Linked DNA regions of Homo sapiens: region 2 is linked to region 1. Evidence: chromatin loops called from intact Hi-C (ENCODE). Cell type or tissue: MCF 10A. All regions are shown on one strand. Links, peaks and the distances in the headings refer to the core of each region. The heading gives the core; the rest is flanking DNA.

Region 1 (2,907 bases), core at 237-2,736:
GGTCTGCCCAGTGTGTTGAGGTGGGGCGAGAAGTTGGCATTGCTGACATTGCGCTTCTCCTTGCTGTAATTTCAGACCCGGATGCAGAGTCTACAGCCTGACCCAGCTGCCCGCTATCGCAATGTGTTGGAGGCCCTCTGGAGGATTATAAGAACGGAGGGCCTATGGAGGCCCATGAGGGGGCTGAACGTCACAGCAACAGGCGCAGGGCCTGCCCACGCCCTTTATTTTGCCTGCTACGAAAAGTTAAAAAAGACATTGAGTGATGTAATCCACCCTGGGGGCAATAGCCATATTGCCAATGGTATTGAGCCTTCCTGTGCTGGTTCCCCCACTTTCCCAACTCTTTGGGCTTTGCTGCTGTCAGTGCTTTCCAGTCTCAGCATGGTTTGGAGCTGAAGCTTTGGGCTGGGATAGGCCAGATTATAAGGGAGGGACTTCCAAACCTGATGTTCTCAGACAACGGGCCGCTTCAACCCTGCCTTTTCCTTTGGGGCACCTCAACAAAGGGTTACAGTATCCTCCCTTACCTACCAGCTTGACTTGTTCCTCTCATCTCCCTGGCATCAACTTCTAATGCCCTGGTAATGTGGAGACACACTGAACTACCCCCAGTCTATGTTTGACAGTTGGGTGGTGTCCTGCTCCTTAGGGCAGGATTGGAGGCGACCCAGCCAGCCACCCAAGGAAGATACTAATGAAGCCCCTGCTTTTTGCCTCACCTTTTCAGGATCCCAACTCACCAGAGGCAGTTTGTGTTGAGAACATGACAAAGCCTCATGACAAAATGAATGGGGGTGGGGCCAAGGAACTGCATGAAGAAACCAGAAGGTTGTGTGGAAGTAAGAGAAAGGATAGCAGCCTAGGGCTTTAGGACCGGCTGGAAACCAAGTTGAGTGTGGAGAGGATGAGGGGTAGAGTAGTTCAGGACCTGAACGAAAGATCTTTGTAGACAAATGTTAGGCTCTGCAAATGGGTTCTGCGGCAGGACTGAGGTGGGATTCTGTGGTGAGGTTCTGTGAGATCTGACCACCTGGCCCCCGTATCTCCCTCCACTGGTGGCAGGTGATGTGCTGGCATCCCTAGGCAGCAGTGTATCTGCTTCCTGTCTGGGGTGTGAGCTGCATTTATTCTCAGAATGATCTTTATTGATAAGACTTGAGCTGGCCTTCCTATCATGGATGTGGAATACATTAGTGACCTTACAAAGTTGGTGGGAACAGATACTTTACCTTCTTAAACAGGAGTTTAGGAGCAGTGGGTCCCCATCTTTTGGACTAGCTCTTAACGTTACTTTTCCCCGCTGTAGTGTAGCACAGCCACTCCCCTTCACTGGGGGACCTCAATGAGTTGGTCAGCTCTCTTGGCCTTACATGTGGCAGTTGTTTTCTTGTTTGCAGGTGCGGCCGGGTGTGTGGCAACATTACTTCATGATGCAGCCATGAACCCTGCGGAAGGTAATGATTCCTCAACCTATCACTCTGTGGGCAGCTGCACCTGTATTTCTTTACAGTTTGCAGAAGAAAGCACATCAGTTTTGGTGGGAAATTCTGTTACCTTGTTTTACCACTAGAGGGTGCTCCCTCCATGTTTTTGGTACCTAACGAGGCACCCTCTTGGACAGGAAGCAGATTCACTGGGATTTTACTAATCCCTGGGGCTTCCCTAGAAAAAGATGTCTCCATGTGGCCTGTTTTTGGGCTTTCCTGGGAGCCTCCTTTGTCGTAGATTTGATCTGTCCTGAAAGTTTAGCAGATTCATTTTTCTTCAAAGAGGTGAAGATGGATTCTGACTTTTTTTTTCCCCCTTATGATTTGCAGGAATTGACACTTAAATATATTGCCTTTCTTATTGGAATGAAGCTAGTTGGGATAGGAATGAAAGGTTAAATCATAGAACTCAGTCCCTGCATTTCTGCTGGGATCTTGGCTTTTCAGTCGGAGGAAAATTCTCCAAAAACATTCTCCATGTGAGGATGAGCAAATATGAAGGGATAGCATTGTTGCCACGTTCATTTTCTGTCTGGGCAAGGCCATGGGGTGGAAAGAGCCAAAGCTAAGCTGAAGCTCCACAGAGCTCACACCATGTTATCTACTTGAGGGAGTGGGAGGTGTTTGAAGACTAAAGCCAACTCTTTTTGGCTAAGAATCTTTTCTTTGGTAGAACTTCTGTCTCCTCCCCTCTAGGAGGATCACCATCTCACATTTTAAAAGTTAGGTGCTCTTTGTATGCGAGGATTGGGATTGTTAGGGGCCTGTGTTCGTGATGATCACTATCATGGAGTCATTTCTTGTTGGGAATTGTTAGAGGGTAAGATCAGAGATAGGTACTTAGTTCAAGAAGACTCTCTGAAGCTCCCAAACTGTAGATATGTCCTGTGTGCGAACTGGCTGGCTTTACAGAAGTCCTGATGGAAGTGGGTTTATTGTTTTTTGACTCGTTACCAACCCTCTGCTTACTCCTTCCCCTCAAAAAAGGGAAGCTGACTTCTCAGGTTAGCCAGCAGCTCACTCATACTTTTTTCTCTCTCTATTCCATTGGCTGATCTGCTGACTTGGGGCTCTGAATCTGGATACTCTCCATCACCGGTTGGCTGCTGTCACCATTTCCTTCCTCGTTGATGGCACTACTAGTGGTCAAGCAGAGGATGCAGATGTACAACTCACCATACCACCGGGTGACAGACTGTGTACGGGCAGTGTGGCAAAATGAAGGGGCCGGGGCCTTTTACCGCAGCTACACCACCCAGCTGACCATGAACGTTCCTTTCCAAGCCATTCACTTCATGACCTATGAATTCCTGCAGGAGCACTTTAACCCCCAGAGACGGTACAACCCAAGCTCCCACGTCCTCTCTGGAGCTTGCGCAGGAGCTGTAGCTGCCGCAGCCACAACCCCACTGGACGT
Region 2 (2,907 bases), core at 275-2,774, 130 kb after region 1:
GGAGGCCTGAGTGAAAGCTGAAAGGCTTCTTATGATCTAGTCTTGAAAGTCCCAGAACATTTTATTGGTCAAGCCAGTCACTAATGCCAGCCAGATTCAAAGGAAAGAGAAATTAGACTCCACATCACAACAGAAGAAGTGGCAAAAAAATTGGATGGCTATCTTCAATCCACTACAACTGCCCTGCAGTTTGGTGGTCACCAAATGAGTGGATGAGCACGCTAAGGAAGAGATCATTAGAACTGGTGTTACGGTCATTAGTAGGATAAGTCCTTATGTCTGATTTGTCCTATGACAACGGTCATTCAGTCACTGTGTCACAGCACCAGTGGGAAGTATTTGTTCAATAAATGTATGACAGAGGTTCATGCCTATAATCCCAGCACTTAGGGAGTCCAAGGCAGGAGGATTACTTAAGCCCAGGAATTCGAGACCAGCCTAGGCAACATAGTGAGACTCCCATCTCTACAAGAAATAAAAAAAAACTAGCTGGGCATGGTAGCATGCACCTATAGTCCCAGCTACTTCTCAGGAGGTTAAGGTGGGAGGATCACTTGAGCCTGAGAGTTTAAGGCTGCAGTGAGCTGTGTTCTTGCCACTGCAATGCAACCTAGATGACAAAGTAAGCGCCTGTCTCAAAAACAAAAAGAGTGTGACAGAGAAATTGAATCACCTTCTCAACCCACATGTAGTAAATGGAAATAAGTAGAAAAGTAGTGACTATCTCTGTGGACTTTAGGGTAAACCCTGGAACTGGCCTTGCACTGCTGTAGCTTCTGTTCTCCAAATAGGCTAGAATCCATAGAACTTTTTTATATATGCATCCATTACAAAGCAATCCGCCTGGAAGAGATGAGGCACCCTGCTAGGTGTTCTGCGAGATACCAAGATGGCTTCAGTATGGCCCGCACTCTTTGGAACATGGAGAACAATTCTTCCCTACCTTCTGCTGGGGTCTTATTTTCCAGCCTGGGTGTTAAGCATAACTGGAAAATGGAGAGGACCTAGGTGGTAAGGGGAAATGGCTAGGGGAAGCAAGTGGCACAATTGTTGTGATGGTTAAAACAGGTTTGCATGGTTGTCCGAAGGGAATCCGCAGCTTGCTTCTCAACAGCAGCCTCTCTCTGCCTCTTCTGCAGGAACTGCCCCTTCTGGCTCTCTCTTGGGCAGAAGCAGGGAGTGGAGATTGGCATGCTGGACTTTTTATCTAAAAAAAAAAAAAAAAAAAAAGTATCCTCTTCCCTGCCCAGATGTCCAGTTATACGGGGAAGAATTCTTTGAGCAGGTATTGTCCGAGTTTCCACTCGGAATCTTTCCTGAGGGGTAGGGAACATCCAACCTCTGGTGAGTGGAGTTGGGGAAGCCTTTCAGGCAGGAGCACAGGGAGCTTCCCAGGGGCTGAAGAAGCCAAAAGAGAGCTAAGAATGATCATGGGCTTCTTGAATTAAGGAAAAGGCTCAAAGTGAGCAACTCAACCGGCTTGTGTATTGAACACGCTTCCTGTGATTTTCCTCAAATTAAGGATGATGATAGTTCCAGTCCGGCGGCTTGTGGGGAAGGAAATTCAGTGGAGTGGAAATTAGGTAGGAAATGTAAAATGGGCGTGTAATAGCAAAAGAATGGAATGAAAGGGCTCCACCTGGAGGCCTTTTCTAGTGGCGGTAGCGGAAAAGTGGGGCCCAGGTGTGTCTGGACAGTGGTCTTGGAGTCGGAAGAAGAGAGGAAGAAGGTTCTCGGGCTAAGACCCCCTCATAAATGATGTCAGATTGTGGAGTTCTGGAATGATGGAATGGACTGGAAGAGAGCTGTGCATGTGTGGACTCTGGAGTGTGTGATGAAGCAGAGGGGGAAAAGCTGCCTTCACCGGGGAGAAGCGGTGAGCCAAACGCCGAGGACCAGGCTTACAGGGTGCGCTCTCTGAGTTGGCGTTGCCAGTTCTCTGGATGTGCCGTCTTCTTCCATACCTTCGTGCCTTTGCCTGTGCTGTGCTTTCTGCCTGGAGTGCTGTCCTCTCTTCTTGGGCCTGGATGATAGGAGGTTTTAAGGTTCGACGGAAGCACTGGGACCATAGGGGGACCCTTTCTGATCACTCCAATTTGGATTGGGGGCCCCTCTTCTGTGTCCCGTGTGACTTGGATCCCATCGGACATGAGCTCCATGAAAGCAGGGATTGTATCTGTCATGCTCACTGTAGCGCTCCTAGTGCCTGTAGCTTGTAAATTCTCAATAAATGCGAATTTACTGAATGAAATATCACTGTTATATCTCTGCCGGTATCCGTTATCGTAGGTATTACAGTTGTGAGAGGACTTGTCTGTCTTTCCCACTGGACTATGACCTTCCTGTGGGCAGGGACCATGGCTTATCCATCTCAGTATACCCGGCACATTAGCTCAGAGTCTGGAAAATAGTGGCTTAGCAATATTTGTTGAATGAATGTTAAACAGGAAGGGGGTAGTCTGGGGGCACAGGAAGGGTTAGTGATTATAAGCTCTGGCTCACAGTAGGATCACCAGGGGAGATTTAAAAATGCTGATGCCTAGGTTAGCCCTGGTGGCTCATGCCCTTAATCCCAGCAGTTTGGGAGGCCAAGATGGGAGGATTGCTTGAGGCCAGAGTTTCAGACCACCTTGGGCAACATAGTGAGACCCATCTTTACAAAAAAAAAAAAAAGTTAGCCAGGCATGGTGGTGTGCACCTGTTGTCCTAGATACTTGGGAGGCTGTGGCAGGAGGATCGTTTAAGACCAGGAATTCAAGGCTGCAGCGAGCTATAATTGCACCACTGCCCTCTAGCCTGAGCAACAGAGCAAGATTCTGTCTCTAAAAACAAACAAAACTGATGCCTAGGCCTCACACCAGACAAATAAAAACAGAGTCTCTGGGGTGGGGCCCAGGCATCTGTATT

What was found. Hi-C counts contacts between places; a loop is a spot of excess contacts. Peaks named below come from ENCODE experiments on the same cell type or tissue, not always from the same donor. Only the 100,000 strongest peaks of a DNase experiment are listed, where the experiment ranks them.
Region 2: it touches region 1 in a loop (20-fold over the local background); 5 of 110 quality-filtered maps call a loop at or near these places.

What each region holds. Positions count from the first base shown.
Region 1 is chr10:99,611,093-99,613,999 of GRCh38, reverse strand. SLC25A28 (solute carrier family 25 member 28) reads left to right here. Exons shown (of 4, transcript NM_031212.4): 2 at 76-304; 3 at 1,401-1,457; 4 at 2,634-2,907. Among named protein-coding and RNA genes, the nearest start is that of SLC25A28, 7.9 kb to the left of the region's middle. In MCF 10A, for the core only: a CTCF peak has its summit at 1,598 (motif pointing right); a DNase peak (open chromatin) is centred at 1,599.
Region 2 is chr10:99,484,123-99,487,029 of GRCh38, reverse strand. No RefSeq gene overlaps it. Among named protein-coding and RNA genes, the nearest start is that of LINC01475, 46 kb to the left of the region's middle. In MCF 10A, for the core only: a CTCF peak has its summit at 1,701; no DNase peak of the experiment used is centred there.